Regions from separate parts of the Homo sapiens genome. Here region 2 is linked to region 1. A link is a loop called in an ENCODE intact Hi-C map of the cell type or tissue named here. Cell type or tissue: heart right ventricle. All regions are shown on one strand. Each heading gives the region's core, and the rest is flanking DNA. Links, peaks and the distances in the headings are about the cores only. Region 1 has its middle 37 kb from the start of CPO. Region 2 overlaps LOC105373851 (a long non-coding RNA gene).

Evidence for each region. Hi-C counts contacts between places; a loop is a spot of excess contacts. Peaks named below come from ENCODE experiments on the same cell type or tissue, not always from the same donor. Only the 100,000 strongest peaks of a DNase experiment are listed, where the experiment ranks them.
Region 2: it touches region 1 in a loop (2.4-fold over the local background); 18 of 110 quality-filtered maps call a loop at or near these places.

What each region holds. Positions count from the first base shown.
Region 1 is chr2:206,971,099-206,982,513 of GRCh38, reverse strand. No RefSeq gene overlaps it. Among named protein-coding and RNA genes, the nearest start is that of CPO, 37 kb to the right of the region's middle. RefSeq lists a silencer at 527-676. In heart right ventricle, for the core only: no CTCF peak of the experiment used is centred there; no DNase peak of the experiment used is centred there.
Region 2 is chr2:207,347,857-207,359,271 of GRCh38, reverse strand. LOC105373851 (a long non-coding RNA gene) reads right to left here. Exons shown (of 4, transcript XR_923809.3): 4 at 753-7,434. Among named protein-coding and RNA genes, the nearest start is that of MIR1302-4, 84 kb to the right of the region's middle. In heart right ventricle, for the core only: a CTCF peak has its summit at 6,156 (motif pointing right); no DNase peak of the experiment used is centred there.

The sequences.
Region 1 (11,415 bases), core at 4,961-9,960:
CACGATCTGGTCAACACCCAGTGTTCTTTTTTCTCCTCCCTCCTCCCATCACCATCATCCACACGTGGCCATTCACCTCACAGTCTGGTATCTGGGGCCAACCTTACCTCTCAGGGGAGAGACTGATTTGATTTGCTCTTCACCCTGAACAAGGAGACCTTTCATTTAAAAAGGGAAGATGCTTTATTTCCCTGTGAATTAGAATAATGAAATATTTCTTGTAAACCTGGGAATTAAAATGGAGACAATATGAGTCCTTCAGTTTCTTTTATTGGTCTTCAGAGGTGAACGTGGGAGCAGTTGTAAATATGCATCAGGGTATCTCCTGGTCTGATGGTATTGAAACTCCATTCACAGCAATGCTAAGTGTCGCTGCCGGATTTGTCTCCAAGAGCTCCCTCCCATTTCTTCCCACCCTCTACCTCGCTTCCAGCTCCCTACCCTGGTTACAGTGACTTTGAAACTAGTAAGAAGCATTTTGAGGTGACACTCGAGTAGCTGTGTGGTCTGGAATGCATTATAATGTTATGTCTCAATTACAATATTCTTTGGTTGATACACAAGGCAGGCACAGCCAAGATCCAGCCTTAGGGCGCACTGCCACCTCCTGGAAAACCCTCTGTGTGCGGCGCCTGCTATCATCCTTCCTCCAATGCCACCAACCAGAAAACAAGCACTTGTTCATGGCCTTCTGTCTTTAGAATCCAAGATCTGGGCACACCTAGCCATCTTCTCCTGTCCCTTCAAATTGGAATGTACTAATTCCTGAAGGAAGTGAAAATGTGTTGCATTGTCTTTTCTTTTTTTCTTTTTTTTGGAGACAGAGCCTCGCTCTGTCGCCCAGACTGGAGTACAGTGGCATGATCTCGGCTTATTACAACCTCCACCTCCTGGGTTCAAGCGATTCTACTGCTTCAGCCTCCCGAGTAGCTGAGATTACAGGCATGAGCCACCACACCTGGCTCACCTGGCTCATCTTTTATATTTTTGGTAGAGAAAGGGTTTCACCATGTTGGCCAGGCCGGTCTCCAATCCTGACCTCAAGTGATCTGCCCGCCTCAGCCTCCCAAAGAGCTGGGATTACAGGCATGAGCCACCGCACCCGGCTGCATTGTCATCTTAATTACAAACAAGTAACTAGGTTGGGGAAGCCACTGGTGCAGAGATCCGTGATCATTACTCTCACCTTCTGCTCCTGAGGCTGGTAACAGACGCTGCTTACTGTAAATGAGTGCCTGGCACCAGTAGGATCCTGCCCTCGGGATCTCTGGAAGAAGTGCCAACATTATTTACATCATTATGCCTAGCGTTCCATTATTGCAACGCTAACCATGTGGAAGTTATTTATATCCCACTGCTCAAGGTCATTGCCAAGGTCTGATGGCAAAAATTCAAAAAATTGCAACCTCAGGCATAAATGGGTTAAGGACTGGACCAAGGACTTGGAGCAGAAGTCACATGCACAGGCAGAGTGTTGGAGTGGAGGAAGCCCTGAGTTCTTCGGCCCTATTGCTATGTGGTGATTGTTTGAGATTCCACCTTACCAGCATGTTGAGATGTCTAATGAGATATTTTCAGAAAACACCAAAGACACAGAAAAGCACCTATAGGTTTCCATTTAGACTCACAGCAAATGAAGACCAGCACACACAACTGTGTCTTCGAAGCAACCCTGCTGACTAGAGGAGGCTAGCTGTCAGGTTTTGGCTAGAAAAGCAAAAATACATCTGGGGAGATATCAGTCCCATCATCATGAAAAATAATGGGATAACATTTCTCTATCAACAGCTTTCCTTTAAAATAACAAAAATATGATTATCAGGCAAATAAGAACATATTCTCATTAATTGAATTGATTGATTTCAGTTAATTACCTGAATTGCTTAAATTCAACTAGTATCCCTCTGAGTCAGCAGTTCTTATCTTTTGAAAGGGGGGTTACAGACTCTTTGAAAAATATTTTTAAAATGTGAAAATGTCTGTATGCTTCTTCCAGAAAAATGTATACACATTTTTTCTATTATTTAATAATATCTGTGAAACCCCATCACCACTGCCAAAGTGATCTTAACAGCACTTAATTAAAAATGCCTCTTGTAGCTAGTTTTCTTTGCAAGCCTGGGTTCAAGTTTTGGGCATCCTGGTTAATTTGGGGAGAAAGGAGGGGCCACAGGAATATTTGCAATAAGCAGATCCCTGGGTTGGGCACCTACAAGAAATGGCCAAGGATATTTCCACTTCTCTTCTGTTCCCTGGCCTCACACTGAAAGTAGATTTAAACGTTCATCTTTTGAAAATCCTGGACCTTCAGAGACACACATCTGAAAAGCTCAGATAACACCTTGCTTCAGCTCAGCTCCGGGAAAACAAAGCTGAATCAGGGTTCTGCCATAGCACCTGTTTGGACATGCTCTCTGTATTTAGCCCTAGAGAAAAACCCTAATGAAAGTGATTTGGGAACATAGGCTTTCTTGTGGCAGGAGCATCAGACACCACATTTTCTGACAGTATCATTAGTATTAATAGTCTTAACTCCTAATATTTACTAAGCTCTTACATTGTGATTAGAGTAGGTGGTCTAGGGTGGACAAGTCACTCTGTCATGGAAAATCATCATTCAAAGCACTTTACAAACGTTAACCTACCTAATCTCCCCAACAGCAGTGTAAGGTAGGTCCTCTTATCCACAGTTTATCAATGAGGCAGTTGAGACACAAACATGTTCTGCGACTTGCCCAGGTACACAGCCATGAAGTGACTGGGCGGAGCTTTACCTGGGCAATATGGCTTCAGAGTTTTTGATGTTAACGCTTCCCTAGAGTGTCTCTCACTTACCTGAATCCTGGGAATGGTTCATGAAAATAGATTCCTGAAGATTTTGTGTAAGGGCACAGAGGCATGGTTGCTACAATTAAGCAGACACAGTGAGTAGAATGGACTTTGGCTTTGCTCTGGGGAATCCTGAACCTAATTTTGAATGTATGCCCAGCACATAGTTGAGAAATAAATGATTTTACCTTCTTTTTGAGAATATGACACTTAGAATCTGCTAGGGTGAACTCTGAGACTTGTAGAAAGGCCCTGTGCTTTTTCTGGGTTAGGGGGAAGCTGTTGCTTTTTTTTTTTTCTTGAGATGGAGGTTCGCTCTTGTTGCCCAAGCTGGAGTGCAATGGTGCAATCTCGGCTCACTGCAACCTCTGCCTCCCAGGTTCAAGCGATTCTCCTGCCTCAGCCTCCCAAGTAGCTGGGATTACAGGCACTTGCCACCACGCCCGGCTAGTTTTTTGTATTTTTAGTAGAAACAGGATTTCACCATGTTAGCCAGTCTGGTCTCGAACTCCTGACCTCAGGCGATCCACCCACCTTGGCCTCCCAAAGTGTTGGGATTACAGGCGTGAGCCACCGCACCCAGCCAGTTGTTGCTTTTTAACTGACCAGTGTCTACTCACTCTTCTTCCAACATAAGCGGCCTGATTTTATTTCCTATCTCAACCTACGTGGTTTGGGAAGCTGGTCTATGAGTGAACATGTGACCTGGGCTGGGACAACAGCATATTCCAACTTCTTGACTCATGGAGGCCCATTCAGTCCCTCTTTGGGAATTGTACTGGAATCACTACAAAAGAGAAACACTTTTTTTCCAGGGTTGTGGAGAGGATAGGATCCAGGACTAGAGCTGCAGGGGATGGGCGGAAGGACAATAAGAGCAGGGGTTGCATTTTGCTCTCACATGGAAAGAGCCTGCTTCAATAAAACCAACAGAAAAAGATCTGATGCAAAATTAAAATAGGGAAACTCATTAAACTCTGATAACATCTTTGGAATCTCTGGATTCTTTTATTCTTGAACTCCCTTCAGATCTTTTAGTTATATGAACCAATGAATTTGGGAACAGGAGCTAACATCAGATGCTTGACTTTCTGAGAAGTAAAGAGCCAGAGACATCCAGGTTATTTCTTTTTTTTTTTTTTTTTTTTTTTGAGACAGAGTCTGGCTCTGTTGCCCAGGCTGGAGTGCAGTGGTGCAATCTTGGCTCACTGCAAGCGCTGCCTCCCAGGTTCACGCCATTCTCCTTCCTCAGTCTCCTGTATAGCTGGGACTACAGGCGCCCACCACCACGCCCAGCTAATTTTTTGTATTTTTAGTAGCGATGGGGTTTCACCGTGTTAGCCAGGATGGTCTCGATCTCCTGACCTCGTGATCTGCCCGCCTCGGCCTCCCAAAGTGCTGAGATTACAGGCGTGAGCCACCGCGCCTGGCTGGTTGTTTCTTGACTATGATTTAATTCCAGCCTCTTCCCCACTCTGAGGGAGGGCATGTTCAGGTTTAGCCCCTTCTCCATTGCTTCTGCTGCAAACCCCTGATTCTCAACACTCCTCCCCAACTACCGCATCCTGCCTCATAAAAGATGCTGAGATTATTTTTAATTACAAATGTAAAATTAACTGGTATGTCCATGGCTATTATCAGGATCTCAAATTGAAGATTGTGTCTTGTACAGAGTGCAGATCATTTAAGCAATCAGACTACTTCCAAGTTTTTCTCACATTCTAAGAAAACTAATGAACCCTTCCCTAGCCCGCTCCTATGCCCGCCCCACAGAGGTTGAGTTAATGGCTCTTCTCCGCTAGTTGCTTGCACGTGCTCTTCATTTTAGTACTTACCATTTTGTGAGGTGTTTGTTTACTTTTCTGCATTTTGAACTAGACTCTAAGATCCTTAAGGGCAGAAACTTTTGTCTTTCTTTTGTATTTTACTTCTTTTTATTCGAAAACTAAATCAAGATACCTCTGCTTACCTAGTGGCAACTTTTCCTAATTATGAGCCAAATGCTCTATTGCGTTCCCCAGAGAAACAGCATCAACATTGCCTGGGAACTTGTTAGATATGAAGATTCTCCACATTCCCGCCTTCTGTCCCACTGCTGAATCAGAAACTCTGATGGGGAGATGGAACCCACCAGCTCAGGTTTTAACAAGCCTTCCAGATGATTTTGATGCCCACTAACAGTGGAGAATCACTACTCTAGCTTCTTGCCACTTGATGTGCAGTAGTCTGAGGACCAGCAATATCAGCATCACCTGGGAGCTTGTTAAACATGCAGACTCTCATGCTCTACCACTGATCTATTGATATGGACAAGAATCTGTGTTTTAACAAACTTTCCAGGTGATGTCTGCACTCTAAAGCTGTGCTACCTAAATTTTCAAGAGCATCAAATTACCTAGGGATTTTGTTAAATGCAAGTTCTGATGTTGAAAAATTTGATTTTTGAGCAAGCTTTCATCTAAAACTAATGCCACTGGCCCTGGACCACAATTTGAGTAGTAAGTGCTTCAGGTCTGCAGGGAAATTGGGGGACAGGTAGTATCTTTAGACCCATTACCCAGCCTTCCCAAATCAGAGCAGTTCTGTTTTTATCTGACTTATATTTTATGCTTCAAGGTAAATTTTTATTTGAAATAAGAATTCTCCTGCACAACAAATCTTTGAAGCAACAGCCTTTGAGAAAATAGTCAACCTTTAAAGTGATAGACTTGCAAACCTAATTATAAAGGAAATGCCATAGGGTGAATTAGCGTATGTCTAAGAGGAAACTGATGGAGATTATAGTTTTTAATTTTTTAAAAGCTTTTTCAAGTTTCCATATTGAATGAGGTTTGAAATATGAGCTTGAAATGAAGGTTGCATGTGACTCAACACCTGACTATAAGATTGAAAACTAACCCTGAATTTCAACTGACACCTCAGCGTGACAATTCTGCATTTCCTATTTCCTATCTGAAAACACATGGCTCCTCATTTTTCCATTCTGCTTCCCTTCTGGCTTCTGTAGGTCTATAAGTCAATTTTCAGCATTATTATACTTTCTCAGGGATGAAACAAAGATGATTGAAGACAAGTTCTCATGATCTTATAATACTTGAATCCTTCTGAATAACCTCTCTGATTTCTGTCCCTTTGTGGGGAAAGAATGGAAATTTCTGTGGCCACCAACTCAACTTAGTTGTTATTCAATTCATGTGTGTATGAAACCACCTTGGCAAAAATCATAATAGTGAGAAAATTATGGCAGTGAAAGGGGTTTCATCTAACTAACTCCATCTTGCCTTTAACTTCCAAAATGCCCTTGGTCATTCCTGGGCCAAGCTAACTTTGGGAAAAATTTAGTTTATAGTTTAAATGATAATAGCCCTTCCCCAACTAAACCACCTTTGTAAAACTAATGGAAGGCCACCATATTAGGAGTATGAGGGGCCTGATTTATGCTAAGATGTAGGCCTTAGATTACCAGCCATTATTTTGAAGGTCGTAAGGTTTTCAACTTCCCCAATTACTTCTGTAAATAACACCTCTATTGTAAAACTTAAGATTGGCCCTTCGAGATGTCTTTTCAGGCTTTTGCATTTCTGATGATGCCTCACCTGGACTAGTGACTCCTCTGTGGCCCCCACCCAGAAGTAGACTCAGCACGTGGGGGCCATTTTCCATACCCCTATGATTGCATGCCCAACCAATCAGCATTCCCCTTGTCCTAGCCTCCTGCCTCCCAAACTATCCTTGAAAAACTCTAGCCTCCAAATTTTCAGGGTGGCTGCTTTGAGTAATAATAAAACTCCCATTTCCCGTTTAGCCAGCTCTATGTATATTAAGCTCTTTCTCTATTGTAATTCCCCTGTCTTGGTAAAGGAGCTCTATCTAGGCAGGGGGCAAAATGAACCCATTGGGTGGTTACATGCCCAGCATAATATTTTCTGAACTGTTTTTCCTGACTTCTTCCCTCTAATTATTTCACCTTAGATCATCCTTCCAGAGTAATCCTTACTCTTTACTCCCTCTGCCTCTTTACTGCTTTACTACTTCTGCTAGTACTCACCACAGCCTATAGGGAGAATGTTTAGACTCTGGTCTGGCATTCAGGCTCTTCAACCACCTGATCCTAACCTGACTTTACACCTCACCTTCTCAAGATCCTCTATCTAGTCAACTGGGTTTTTGTGGGTTCAAACTCATAATGGGAAGACACATTACTCTTTGCCTCCTTTGTGTCTCTGTGGTTGCTTTTGCACCATCTATGTAAATAAAAAGGACACTGTTCATCTTTTATTGGAAGCATCATTTTGGAGCTGACTTTCAAAAATGTTTTTCTTTTTCTTAAATCCTCAGCAAAAACATAATAAGAGCTCTGTAGGAAAGGAACATGTTGGCAGGATAAGACTTAATACACTCAGCATTAAAGCTCTTTGGAGCTTTATTTTTTAATTATTTTAAATGAATAAATCCTGAGACAGAAATAAAAGTCCTTTTTCAGAGTAGCTGAGAAAAGACTATGCAGTCTTGATTACAGTAGAGTGGAAAACTATAATAAGTGGCTATTATTTTCTCATAAAGTCTTATCATAACACCAAATACTTTAAAATTTACAAGTCCATAAAGACTAATCTTTTTTTTACTGTGCCTTCAACAAGAGGTTCAACTAAAAATATATGTTATGCTGAAATGAAAGTCTTATCTGGAAGAAGACTTCATATTCTAGAATGAGAAAATATTCAAAATAGATTCATACAACATTTGTAATCTCCAGGCATATTCTGAATATTGAATAATAGTAATACTTGTATTAAAGGTTATTTTAGGAAATTAAAAACTTATGATGTTTTGGTAATAATTCTAAAACACTGACAATTACATTGGGTTCCCTAGAGGCAGGTCCAGATGTGAGGAGTCATGCATAAGTGATTTATTAAGGAGGTACTCCCAAAATAAACTAGTACGGGAGTGAGGAAGCAAGACAAAGAAAGGGAGGAAGCCAAGCAAGGGTGCAACCTCAAGGCAAGTTCTTTGGAGAGTAAGTTTAACCTTATCCCACACTATCTCTGGAAATAGTTACACTTCCCACTGCAAGAGAACTGGGCTTTCACACCCCTGGACTCATCCGTTACCCTCTAAGCAGAGACTGGGGGTTTCTGGTGGTGGATGTATTAAATCAAGTTTAGCCTAAAGCTGCTTTCTTACATATTTTAAGTTCATCCTAAAGGTTTCTTTGTACATAGTGAGCCATAACCTAAATGGAGGTATAAACAGACTGTAACCTACTCTTGTGCCAATCACAGAGTTTTGGCCAATCAAAGGGGGCCAACTGTTCAAACTGTGTTCAAATAAGGCAAAGGACATGCTGTAACCAATCTGACTGTTTCTGTACCTCACTTTGGGTTTTCTATATGTCACTTTCCTTTTTCTGTCTATAAATCTTTTTCCACTATGTGACTTTGCCAGAGTCTCTCTGAGCCTACTCTAGCTCAGGAGTCTGCCTGATTCGTGAATCATTCCTTGCTCACTTAAAATCTGTTAACTTTAATCTGACTAAAGATTTTCTTCTAACAGGTGTCACTGTCACACACTTCTAACTCCCTGTAGCTGCAGGCAAAGTACATGCAGTAGCTCAAGGGTAGCCACTGGAAAAAGTCATGAGTATGAGCCATTGGAGGCAAAAACACGTCAAAGATGGAGAGCGATGCAGGAGAAGTTACCTGAAGGAGTTTTGGCAAAGCACTGGCAGTATCCATTAGAGAGTACTTCTGACATCCTAAAACTGGAAAATCCCTATTCCAATAAAATTAATCAATCATTAAGAACAGTGTTATCAGCCGGGTGCAGTGGCTCACGCCTGTAATCCCAGCACTTTGGGAGGCTGAGGTAGGAGGATTGCTTGAGGCCAGGAGTTCAAGACCAGCCTGGGCAACATAGCTGTCTCTACAAAAAAATAAAAAATTAGCCACATGTGGTGGTGTGCACCTACAGTCACAGCTACTCAGGAGGCTGAGGATGGAGGATCACTTGAGCCCAAGGGTTTGAGGCTGCAGCGGGCTATGATTGTGCTACTGCACTCTAGCCTGGGGCAATAGAGTGAGATCCTGTCTCTAAAAACAAACAAACAAACAAACGTGTGCCCGTGGGTGGGCATATTCTTAACCTCTCTGTCTCAGTTTCTTCATCAAATAAATAAAATATCTAACTCAAGATTCTTATGAGTATTGTCAGAGGTGTGTGAACCAGAGCAACTCCATCTTGAATAGGGTCTGAGTAAAATAAGGCTGAGACCTACTGGGCTGCATTCCCAGAAGGTTAAGGCATTCTAAGTCACAGGATGAGATAGGAGGTCTGCACAAGGTACAGGTCATAAAGACCTTGCTAATAAAACAGGTTGCAATAAAGAAGCTAGCCAAAACCCACCAAAACCAAGATGGCGACGAGAGTGACCGCTGGTCGTCCTCACTGCTATACTCCCACCAGCACCATGACAGTTTACAAATGCCATAGCAACATCAGGAAGGTACCCTACATGGTCTAAAAAGGGGAGGCATGAATAATCCACCCCTTGTTTAGCATATCATCAAGAAATAACCATAAAAATGGGCAACCAGCAGTCTTTGGGGCTGCTCTGTCTATGGAGTAGCCATTCTTTTGTTCCTTCACTTTCTTAATAAACTTGCTTTCACTTTACTCTATGGACTTGCCCTAAATTCTTTCTTGCGTGAGATCCAGGAACCCTCTCTTGGGGTCTGGATTGGGACTTTCTGGTAACATCTTCACACAAGATAATACACATAAAATATTTCAATCGCTGCACATCATAAAATAAATTAATAATTATTAATAGTTTTTTTTTAAACTCTGTATTTAGTACTGCAATTTTATGTTCTTGGGCAGTGGGCTTCTCTTAGTGACATAATAAATTTATACCAGATTCAAATGATATACATAAGATATGAATAATACTGGGGTGGTGTAAAGAATATATTTTTAATAACATATCAGGAGACTGATAAACTGCATAAGGAAGAGAAATAGGAGCTTGGTCATACATAGTGAAAACAAAAATATAACTCACTTTGACAGTGCTGTAAAAAAAAAAAAAACCCTAGAGCTAGAAGCTTGTATATCACCTGCATTTATTATTTTGCATCATTTTAAACTCTAAATTCACCTGTAAGTCAAGAAGATCTAGATCCTTTGTAGGAATAGTTATGGAAAAAGCACTGATAGAGTTTGGTGGAAAGACAGAAATAGTAACAGAAAAGGCAGAATAGTCAAACTTCCTAAAAATAAAAAAGGAGGCATTATAAACATACTTTGATTAGCACTGAGAGAATCTTAAATTGAACCATGTAAAATCACCAATACTTGAATTTTGTTGACCCACAAAAGCAGCAATTTCATAGGATTCAAACTGGCACATAAAACCTACTGGGAGACAGTCCTTTAGAACCTCTTTTTCTCCTGCACATCTTCCTAGCTGGGCCAAGGATGCAAGGCCCTGACCACTTTTACCTGGGCCATTTCTCAGTTTTATTTGCAGTAAGCAAGCAACCTTGAGTGATGGGGACATGTCTTCTTCTGGGATAAGATCAGGCTTGCTTATTGCTTGCTGTAGAAGCAGTGAATTCCAAAGTTTAGTGTTTCTCTCGGTTGCACAACTCGCTGCATGTGCACGTGGCATCTGGGCTCTTTGCATCATCCTCTTGGTGCTTGGGAGAAGGAGGAATCCCTGTAAATATGCTGATGCTCATGCTGCTTCATGTGCTTTGGGAAATAGTGTCCTTTGACTCTGACTGGGAGTTTCTTGCCTTCTACTAACATACATGAAGCATTAACAAACTAACTTCTTAGCTTTAAAGTAGGATGAAATCAAATCCCAGACCTAACCAAACTACAAACAGGATACTCTCAAGAATGCATTAGTAGCATCAGCTGTGAAGTTTTCCCAGCCAAATATCATTTTCCACCACGAAGCTGAAAACATTCTTAGAAAGATCAGTGTGGTCATTCACCATCTTTCTATCCCTGTTCTTAGGATTCTTTCACAGGAAGTAAAAAAACTTCCAGAAGCAGTAAAAAATGTGTCATGTGTCCCAGTATCCTATTCCCCCAGAGACAGGCGAAGCCCCTCAAGGAAGCTATGATCACATCCTGAAATCTGGAAAAATCCATGTGGGAGGTTTCAGGCAAGCTGATTGATTAACTGAGTTTCTCTCTATTCTCTTCTGACTTTATTTGCCCATGAGCTCCATCTCTAGACATGAATTAAACTTTGTAGATCAGAGCTCCCATAGTACTCAGAGGTCTGAATTATTTTTAAAATAGCCTTGGAGATAAAACCCAAGCTAGATGAACACTGATAACCAGTGTCTCTAAGCACAGCTCCCCTGCTTTCTTCTTGAATATAGCATTGGGTGGTCACACTAGTTTTCTTCCCTTCTAGCCTGACCGTTGATGAAACCAAACCATTTCCTCCTGACAATACCACAATTGTGGAGTTGGCATTTTTATGTTAATAGCAGTTCCCTGATTCATTAAACCCTATTGCCTCTGACATTTTCCTTTCTGACCCTTATCAGCCACACACTAGCAAAA
Region 2 (11,415 bases), core at 3,363-8,362, 380 kb before region 1:
TCCATACAATCCCTTCAAGGACCTCCTTTCTATTGGCGAAGAGTAACATGTCTGTCTCGACAAAACTATCCCCAGCCAGGCTGGAGGGATCACTGAAGTTCAACAGAGATGTATGCTGAGAGAATAACCTTAAGCTGACTCTCCCTTCCTGGGTCTGGGAGGCTGCTGTTGTGCTGTTGGTGCGGTGGGAAGCATCCTCCACAGGACAGGCCCGGAAAGCTGCAGCGACACAGCATCTGGGGGCAGATCCAGTGGCCCTTTCACGGGGTGGAGCAGATGGCTGTCTGTGGGCAATGATGTGAGGGGGCTAGCCAAGGCCCTTCTTACTTCACTATTTCTGCTCATTGCGTCTTGGCTTTGCCACCTAGGGTTATGTGATGTTGGACAAATTACCAAACCTTTCTGGACCTCAGATTCTACCTTTAAATAAAATGAGGTGTATTGAGGACTACTGTCATAGTTGTAGGTTCCAGGACCCCCACAGGTACCAAAATCCATGGATGCCCACGTCCCTTATATAAAATGGTGTAGTATTTGCCTATAACCTACATGCATCCCCCTGTCTACTTTAAATCATCTTCAGATTGCTTATAATACTGAATATAATGTAAATGCTATGTAAATAGTTGTTATACAATATTGTTTTAAATTTGTAATTTTTATTGTTTTTTTTAATTTTGTTTAATTTTTTGGAATATTTTCAATCCATGGTTGAGTCTGAAGATGCAAACCCGTAGATATGAGGAGCCAACTGTAATGCCATAACTATATGAAGACTCCTGTAAACACTTCTTTCATTTTTTACTTTTTCTTTAATTCTGTTTTTTTTTTTTTTGTAACAGTTTTTTTTTTTTTCAATACGAGTACCTTGTTAAAATGTCAATAGCCCTGGGAGAGGTACATATGGACAGTTTTTCTCAAATACCCATCAAAGCACCCCTAATGGAGGAGGAAAACAAACATTGTGTCCCCCTGAGATCTAGGCAAGGAGTGGGAAGCTCATGCCTCAAACTCAAAATGTATTTGCAGTTTTAAGTTTTATTTTGAAAGTCCATGAATTTTGCGTTTTACTACAAGTTTGCGTTTTACTCTAGTTTGTAATGCTCCAAAAATAGTGCCATTTCCTCTTCTATTGGCACTCCAGGAAAATGTACCATGGGTTTTCCTGTGCTTCTTGTCCTCCTGCATGTCACCTTGTACTCCTCAGAGTCTGTAATCCCTGCTTGAGTAGAGTGAACTTACCTTATCAGCTAATGTGTTGTGTTGACAAATAAAGCTACGAGGGAAATGGGATACCCGAAGATGACTCCGGTTTTCTCTTGGGCCCATTGGGCCTGGTATTATACCCAGACTACTCTAAATCTCTGGATGGAAACCATGCTGATTTCATTTCCAGACAGAGGCAAAAAGATGATAAGAGAAGAAGTGGGTTAGAGAACTAATAGTTTTCTGATGTTCTCAGCCTCCTGAAAATTTGATTTTAGACTTGAGGTCTTCTTGGCCACGTGAAGAAGGCTGAGGGATTCCAGTCCTCTCAATGATCATCTTTACTAAATTCAATTATCCTGAGCTTATCAGAGAGGGCCAGAACTTGGGAATGGTACTTGAACCTGAAGTATCCTTTCGGGTAATATTTATAGTTTTGGGGCCCCTGAAGTTCTCAAGGACCTCTGGTTCCAAGGTATAAGCATTACTTTAAGATGGTCATGCCAAGTGAGAAGACATCATCTCATCTTCTGGGGACGTTAAATTCATGATCCTGCTGTCATGAAAAGGTACTAAGAAGTTAAACATTTATTGGAAGAGGATCTTTTTAGAGTCATCTCTCAACAAGTTCTCTTATGCTGCACAGATTGTCTCAATCATTACTAACAGATGCATCTGCAGCAAAAGACAATTTTGCAAGCCCAGGCAGAAAAGAACTCTTGCTTTTCTGAAATCTTTCCCCTGGCTCATACTAAAACTAGCCAGGACAAGAGACATAGCAAAGTTTATTAGGGACGGTTCCCTGGAGGGGAAAATAATGGGGATAATGAGACAAATATTCTTAAGGCATCCAGGGGGCTTCTGAAAGAAGCAGACTCTGGTCCACTGAAATCGCTGTTGGAGAAATGGTTTTGCTATGCACAGTTTTACACAATGTGTTCTGTTATGTTACATTCCAAATACATTTGAAATTATCTAAAGGGGTGCTAGTCACGTTTAAAAGCGCCATCGCCAGAAGTAGCCAACTGAATAACAACATAGATCACCCTTACTGATATGGATGGGGTAACACAATCGTTTCCTTTGTGGGTAAAATTCACCTGGGCCTCAGAAATGGCCAGAGTGAGCACTGCTCACGTTTGGAGCCAGAACAGACTGCAAGGATAGGGATTTAGGGGAGTCAAGAAAGGAGAGCTCTCATTTCTGCCTCAAGCCTGGTTCTCTTTAAGAAGTTAGAGTGTGGGCTTGGGGAAAATGTGCTGAGACAGCAATTCTGTTTGGGAAGTTTGGGAACTGCCCCATTGTAAAGTCCAGAGATGAAGAAAGGAACTTTCATTTATTCCAAGTGACACTGCAGGGTCTTGTTTAGCTTATGTTTCCTAGGGCACTGTTGCTAGCCATGAACACAGATCATATAATAGGAAGGTGTGGGAGAATGTTCTGTGTACCAACCAGGGAGACTTCATGTTTCTCTCCTGGCCATCTTATGGCTTTTATGCAGGCCATCTTCCTACATGCCAGGCCCTACGGGAATGTAAAGTTGAGTAAATCTGCACACATATTACATGGGAGGAGCTCCCAGTCTTTTGTAAAAGATTTATGTAGTGGCATTATATAGTGGCTAGAAGCACATATGGGGCATGATAGTGTAGTGTTTAAGCTCATAGGCTTCTAAAGTTAGACTGCCTGAGTTTATACCCTAGAATGTCTCCACTAATTAGCATCTCAAGCTCACTGAGTCTCAATTTTACCATTTGTAAAATGGGAATAGTAGTTGGACTGGCTACAGGATTTTTTTGACCATAAATGATCTGACAAATGTATAGTGCCTGATCCATAGTAAGCATTCAAAAAGTGAGGCTATTATTATTTATAGAAAATCTATAGTAGATTATTGACATTCCTGAAGGAAATGCATATAAGGAGACCTTTTGTAATCCCTTGAGAATAATGCCATAACATAGCCATGGAAGCAAAATTTTAGAAGAGGCAACTAAGCCTCAGTAAGAAATTTTGATTGTACAAACCAACCAACCTTCTTCCCTAGAAAATGCAACATTAGAGAGAGTTCTCAGCAAATGACAAATTGCTTCTTGCCATGGACTTTTGGAGTTAGATGGGTCTAGTGCAAATTAGGGCCATTAAATTCCTGAGAATGTAGAAGGTCCATAAGAGTAAAGTCATCACAGAGAAATGCAATTCGCTAGGGGAGCAACGGGGTGGGATGCACCCAACAAACTGTCTTGTGACAAACTTGGAAATTCCAGCTTTGCCTAAGTTCCTAGGTGAGAAGGTAGTTGTCTGGGGCTTCAGGAGCTGCGCTGGGGTTACGAGTTGTTGGCTGACCCAAACCTAAGGTGTATGTTGTGGGGTGGCAGGCGGGGAGAGAGAGAGAGAGGGAAGGAGAAAGTGGGAGGGAGAGAGGCAAAGTGAGTGAGCATTTTGATGGTGGGCCTGTGGACTTCTTGGTCAACAGGGAGGTAACTCATAAGGATGTCGAGCCAATTCAGACAAACTCTACTACAGATTCAATCACAGACTGTATGGAATAACTTCCTTAGCTCTTATTATTAATCTGAAAAGTTCAGATAGCCGCCTAGAGTAGGACAGTGAAGCCACATTTTTGTGAGGCTGAATTAGACCATTAGACTGTCTGGCATTCTATGATGCTCTGTAGACACTTCCCGTTCTTCTGAGAGAGGTGTTTATGCTCTGTCTGATTCTGAATGACCATAACTGGACACTTTTACATAACCCTGACATTGAAGGGTAGAGCAAGTTCAAGGCAAAGTGGAACTCCATACCCAGTTGGCCTTCAGTGAACTAGCCTACGTTTTCTGCATAATTTTCTCTCATCTACTGAGAGCTCCCTTTCTTTTAAAGGGCTTGACACCCTTTTCTATCTTCATCCTTTTCTCCATCAATCTCTGCTTCAGCAAAATATTTGATATTAGTCATTTATATTTCATGTGAATTTAAGCCAAAACATTACTTCCCCCAGAAGTAATTTTCCCTTAGCCTCAAATATGAACTCATCTTATGTCTGGCTTTGACTTGGCTCTTATGTTCGTTGAGCCATGAAAACAACTTCAGGGAGGACATTGTAGGTTTTAGTGTGGTACAACATGGGACTTTGGTAGCAGGAGTTTTGATTCACAGGTCATACTTTGTTCAAAGAAAGTTATCTGTACCAGGAGAAGAAACATGGTTGTAAGTAAATCAAGAAAGGACCTCTATACCAAACTGGATTTAAAAGCAAAGGAAGGAGAATAGGGAAAAAGATGAGGAGATGGAAGAGAAGAAGAAGAAAAAAATAAAAAACAAAAAGAGGAAGAGAAGTAGAGAAACAATGACCACTTTCTCCTGGCAACTAAGAACAAAGAGCCCAAGGGACAATGCCCAGACAAGGGCCCTGCAGAGGCTAGAGCTGACTGGTGCAGGCAGGGGCTCAGGGAATGGCACTGATTGCACGACCCCTTTCTCTTTTCCTTTGCTTTACAAATATTTGCCTTATAAAATGACTTCAAAAGCAACTACCAGTTTCCTCATTTTCTTATTTTTTTTTTCTCAAATGTTGCTCAAATCACACATATACAAATGAACAATAAGAACAACAACATGCACACACACACACACACACATACAAACACACAATTTTAGGAATTTTCTATGACTTTCCAGCCTTGTTTGATTGTTTTCCATTCTGCTCTTTACCTAGTTATTTCTCTGCTGATTGATTTATTTGAAGATTTTAAAGGTCAAAGTTTAGTTTATTATTACCTTTAAAAATGTATGTTAAAAAATAGAACAAAGAATATCCTGAAGAACTAGCTAGGTGCTGTGCAAAGCCCAGAAGTTGTTCCAATTTCTACTTACAGGATTTAAAATCTTGCTTTTGAACAGAGATAAAAACTAGAGGGAGAAAAGGAGAAAAGAACACCATCAAAGCAAAGAAAAAGGAGGCTGAACTGTCCAAAAGTGTCGTGTTAGCTTTTTTTTTCAATAGATTAAAATAATCCAAATAACCTCTGAAACACAGCAACTTTATATATAGGGTGTGTTGAAAATGATGTATCAGCTTATAACTGTTTTTCTTAAAAAATTGCTCTTTTTGTATGTATAATGTCAAACCAATGATATTGTTGATGAGTGGGAATGTGTAGCTTGAGGAAACTTGGTACCTGAGTTACAGGTTAAAATGTAAAACTTTATGAAATAATGGCTTGTATGAAATAATGGCCTGATTTAGATTAGGCTATTGTGGCAAAAAGATCCCTGTAATATAAATCACAGTTTCCAATCAAGCTGTCCAATGAATGATTTCACTTTCTGCTGTGTGCCACTGCTTGAAGGGCAGAAAGAATTGGGGTTTCTCCCTGAAAAATGTGGGTCCCCAGGGATCTCTCTGTCTGCCACTCTCTCATGCTATATTAGTGGTAGCTTCTCTTCTTCTCAGCACTAGAATCCAACACGTCTTTTTAAAAAAAGACGTATGACTATATTTTGTTAGAGACTGTGGGAATGAAAACTGTATAACAACACTAGTCATGTGTTGCATGTTTCATATGCTCCAAGCACAGTACCCGGAGCTGTACATTCATACTTCGTTATCCCCGAACCTCACAAGTCAGCCAGCTTCTTTAGCGGTGCTTCCAATCCGTGGAAGAGAAAGCCTTCCTGTTTAGGCTCCAGGCTCATCTTTTTTCCTATTAGCAAGGTCCTTTCTATACATTGGTGAAGGCATTCACTCATGGTCAAGCTGACAGTGGGGTTGGTAGTGTGGGAGACAGGGACTTTAACAACCTCGGAGCCTCAGAGTGTTAGAATCCTGCAAGCAGGATTGGTGTTAGCCCTCAGAGTGTTAGACTTCTGCAAGCAGAGGCAGGAAGCAGATCTGGGTCATGTGACTGCCTCCCCAAACAATGCAATCCACCTGCAGATGGTGCTGGGCAGTTTCTGTCTTAAAGTTGAGCCCTACTCTCTTATGTTTGAGCTCTCTGTCTGAAGAACAGATGGAGAACATCAAAGTTTTTCTGTTTTTGCCATGTCGTGATGTGACTTGTGTTTGAATATCCTCACTCACTTTTTCGTCCTGGGCCGTGTGCCACTCGCTGGCCCCTTATAAGTAGAACTTTAAGGTGGTGCCTGGAATGATTGTGGGTTTTTAGTTTGAAATTCAGTGGCCTGTATTTGAACCTCAGCTTAACCACTTATCAATCACATGACTCTGTGCAGCTCACTTCTGTGAGTCTCAGGAGCCTCCTTCGAAAAATGAGGATTAAACAAGGCATATAACATTATGCAAAACACTTAGTGTAAGGCCGGGCACAGTGGCTCATGCCTGTCATCCCAGCACTTTGGGAGGCTGAGGCAGGTGGATCACCTTAGGTCAGGAGTTTTAGACCATCCTGGCCAACATAGTGAAACCCGGTCTCTACTAAAAACACAAAAAGTAGCTGGGCATGGTGGTACACGCCTGTAATCCCAGCTACTTGGGTGGCTGAGGCAGGAGAATCGCTTGAACCTGGGAGGAGGTTGCAGTGATCCAAGATCTCACCACTGCACTCCAGCCTGGGTGACACAGTGAGACTCTGTCTCAAAAACAAAACAAAACAAAACAACACTTAGTGTAGTGCCTGGCACTTAGTAAGCATTCGGGAAAAGTTACTCATAATTGTTATTCTGATCATTAGCCTGAGAGCCTGTATGTAGCCTGTGGTACATGGGCTACATGCTTTTGAATGCAGATTGCTAGCTTTGTCAATCATGTAGGAAATATGCTGTGTAAGGAATATTTTCCTTTTGTAGCCACACAGATGTGACAGTCTTGCCCTTTGTTTATCTTTTCTTTCTTATACTATTTAAGGCTCTCTTAAGGTATAAGCTATTAGGCAGTTATACACACACACACACACACACACACACACACACACACACGAATAAATAAATGAGGTTGGGCATGGTGGCTCACACCTGTAATCCCAGCACTTTGGGAGGCTGAGGCAGGCAGATCACTTGAGGCCAGGAGTTCAAGACCAGCCTGGCCAACATGGCAAAACCCCATCTGTACTACAAATACAAAAATTAGCTGGGCATGAAAGAGCGTACCTATAATCCCAGCTACTCGGGAGGCTGAAGCACGAGAATTGCTTGAACCCAGGAGGTGGAGGTTCCAGTGAGCCAAGATCACGCCACTGCATTCCAGCCTGGATGTAAGTGAAACTCCATCTTAAAGAAAAAACAACCACAACAAAGACAAACAAACAAATGCCAAATAAATTAGTAAAATAAATGTAAATATACAATAAAATGTTATATATTTATAGTAAATATATAAAACTGCTATCATACTTACATTAGAATATGATGTTTTATGAAGCATATCCATTGTTTTTTGATCTCATCAAACATACTACAGAAATTATAGGTTGATTAGTATCTTTCTTTGGGCACAAAAGTGGTAAACAGTGTGGCACTGGGGCCTTGAAAATGTTACCCCAAAGTACTTGGAACTGCAGGAGATTGGGAGGGCCTCAGAAATAAGAAGGTCACTGTGACCTTACCCTGCCTTTCTGTGTGAAGCATGGTCATAAAAGAATTCTCCAACCTACCTTGCTTGAAAGTAGGACATAAGGCTCTCATCCCAGGGTGACGTGCCCCATACTCAGGGAGAAGGTATGCTACATAGAGGCCAAGAAGAATCTGAGCAAACAGGCCTTCCTAGGTTCCCTTCTCAGTTGATTACCAGTAGGTCAGATCTTTCTAACCATGTTTCTCCATAACTATTTACTTCTTTCATCAGACTTAGCATACAAGTACAAAATTTTCCTGGGTCTTCAGGTCTTCATTTCTGAAGGCTCCTGTGTCAAGTAAAACTTTGCTAAATAAATTTGTTGTGCTTTTTTCATGCTAACTTGTCTTCTGTCATAGGACTGTTGGCCATGACTCTTGTGATGGGTGAGGAAAAGGTGTTACCCTTTCTTCCTTACAGTGGTAAAGTGAGTAATTTGCATTTAGAAGCATGCCATATACCATGCTACATATGTGTGTGTGTGTATTTATATGTGTATATATATATTTGGTCACGTTAAATCAAGAAACTTAAAAAGTAATTTAGTCTAAACTGTCTTAGACAGAAATAAGTTGACTATTCATTTTTGGTGTCATGAACATTGCAGAAAACCTAGTACTAGTTAATGTGGTTAATACAATTATTTCTGAGATTCTCCCATGTCTAGAGGAGTGGCTTCCTCCTGAAAATTTGCCATTTTGTCATCTGAGTGCTTTGATTCAGTCAATTGTGAGAACTTTGTCTTTTGATAAAGCAATTTAAACATGGATTTGTTATATGGAAAGAAGAACTTTCTCTAAATTCTCTTCCTGAGGAAGTTGATCCTTTGAACATGGTATTATTTTTCCCTCAAAGGATTATTTCCTAAATAAGGAAACTTAGTTTTCCATAAAGAACCTCTAAATTTGTTGAAAACTGTTTTTTTATTATTATTATACTTTAAGTTCTGGGATACATGTGCAGAATGTGCAGGTTTGTTACATAGGTATGCATGTGCCATGGTGGTTGGCTGCACCCATCAACCTGTCATCTACATTAGGTAATTCTCCTAATGGTATCCCTCCCCTTGCCCCCAACCTGCTGACAGGCCCCAGTGTGTGATGTTCCCCTCCCTGTGCCCATATGTTCTTATTGTTCAACTCCCACTTATGAGTGAGAACATGCGGTGTTTGGTTTTCTGTTTCTGTGTTAGTTTGCTGAGAATGATGGTTTCCAGCTTCATCCATGTCCCTGCAAAGGACACAAACTTATCCTTTTTTATAGCTGCATAATATTCCATGGTATATATGTGCCACATTTTCTTTATCCAGTCTATCACTGCTGGGCATTTGGGTTGGTTCCAAGTCTTTGCTATTGTGAATAGTGCTGCAATAAACATATGTGTGCATATGTCTTTATAGTAGAATGATTTATAATCCTTTGGGTATATAGTCAGTAATGGGATTGCTGGGTCAAATGGTATTTCTAGTTCTAGATCTAGATCCTTGAGGAATCGCCACACTGTCTTCCACAATGGTTGAACTAATTTACACTCCCACCAACGGTGTAAAAGCGTTCCTATTTCTCCACATCCTCTCCAGCATCTGTTGCTTCCTGACTTTTTAATGATCGCCATTCTAACTGGTGTGAGATGGTATCTCATTGTGGTTTTGGTTTGCATTTCTCTGATGACCAGTGATGATGAGCTTTTCTTCATATGTTTGTTGGCCGCATAAATGTCTTCTTTTGGAAAGTGTCTGTTCATATCCTTTGCCTGCTTTTTGATGGAGTTGTTTGTTTTTTTCTTGTAAATTTGTTTAAGTTCCTTGTAGCCCTTTGTCAGATGGATGGCTTGCAAAAATTTTCTCCCATTCTGTAGGTTGCCTGTTCACTCTGAACAGCTGTGCAGAAGCTCTTTAGTTCGATTAAATCCCATTTGTCAATTTTGGCTTTTGTTGCCATTGCTTTTGGTGTTTTAGACATGAAGTCCTTGCCCATGCCTATGCTCTGAATGGTATTGCCTAGGTTTTCTTGTAGGATTTTTATGGTTTTAGGTCTTATGTTTAAATCTTTAATCCATCTTGAGTTAATTTTTGTATAAGGTAAAAAGAAGGGGTCCAATTTCAGTTTTCTGCATATGACTAGCCAGTTTTCCTAACACCGTTTATTAAATAGGGAATCCTTTCCCCATTGCTTGTTTTTGTCAGGTTCGTCAAAGATCAGATGGTTGTACATGTGTGGTGTTATTTCTGAGGCCTCTGTTCTGTTCCATTGGTCTATATATCTATTTTGATACTAGGACCAAGCTGTTTTGGTTACTGTAGGCTTGTAATATAGTTTGAAGCCAGGTAGTGTGATGTTTCCAGCTTTATTCTTTTTGCTTAGGATTGTCTTGGCTATATGGGCTCTTTTTCGGTTCCATATGAAATTTAAGGTAGTCTTTTCTAATTCTGTGAAGAAAGTTAATAGTAGCTTGATGGGAATAGCATTGAATCTATAAATTACTTTGGGCAGTATGGCCATTTTCATATTATTGATTCTTCCTATCCATGAGCATGGAATGTTTCTCCATTTGTTTGTGCCCTCTCTTATTTTTTTGAGCAGTGGTTTGTAGTTCTCCTTGAAGAGGTCCTTCACATCCCGTATAAGTTGTATTCCTAGGTATTTTATTCTCTTTGTAGCAATTGTGAATGGGAGTTCACTCATGATTTGGCTGTCCATTTGTCTATTATTGGTGTATAGGAATGCTTGTGATTTTTGCACATTAATTTTGTATCCTGAGACTTTGCTGAAGTTGCTTATCAGCTTAAGGAGTTTTGGGGCTGAGATGATGGGTTTTCTAAATATAAATCATGTCATTTGCAAACAGAGACAATTTGACTTTCTCTCTTCCTATTTGAATACCCTTTATTTCTTTCTCTTGCCTGATTGCCTGGCCAGAACTTCCAATACTATGTTGAATAGGAGTGGTGAGAGAGGACAACCTTGTCTTGTGCTGCTTTTCAAAAGGTTCCAGCTTTTGCCCATTCAGTATGATATTGGCTGTGGGTTTGTCATAAATAGCTCTTATTATTTTGAGATTAATTCCATCAAGACCTAGTTTATTGAGTGTTTTTAGGAGGTGTTGAATTTTATCAAAGGCTTTTCTGCATCTATTGAGATAATCATGTGGTTTTTGTCATTGGTTCTGTTTATATGATGGATTACATTTATTGGTTTGCATATGTTGAACCATCCTTGCATCCCAGGGATGAAGCCGGCTTGATCGTGGTGGATTAATGTGCTGCTGGATTCAGTTTGCCATTATTTTATCGAGGATTTTCGCGTTGATGTTCATCAAGGATATTGGCCTGAAATTTTCTTTTTTTTGTGTGTGTCTCTGCCAGGTTTCAGTATCAGGATGATGCTGGCCTCATAAAATGTGTTAGGGAGGCTTCCTCCTTTTTCTACTGTTTGGAATAGTTTTAAAAGGAATGGTACCAGCTCCTGTTTGTACCTCTGGTAGAATTTGGCTATGAATCTGTCTGGTCCTGGGCTTTCTTTGGTTGGTAGGCTATTAATTATTGCCTCAATTTTAGAACTTGTTATTGATCTATTCAGGGATTCGACTTCTTCCTGGTTTAGTCTTGGGACAGTGTATGTGTCCAGCAATTTATCCA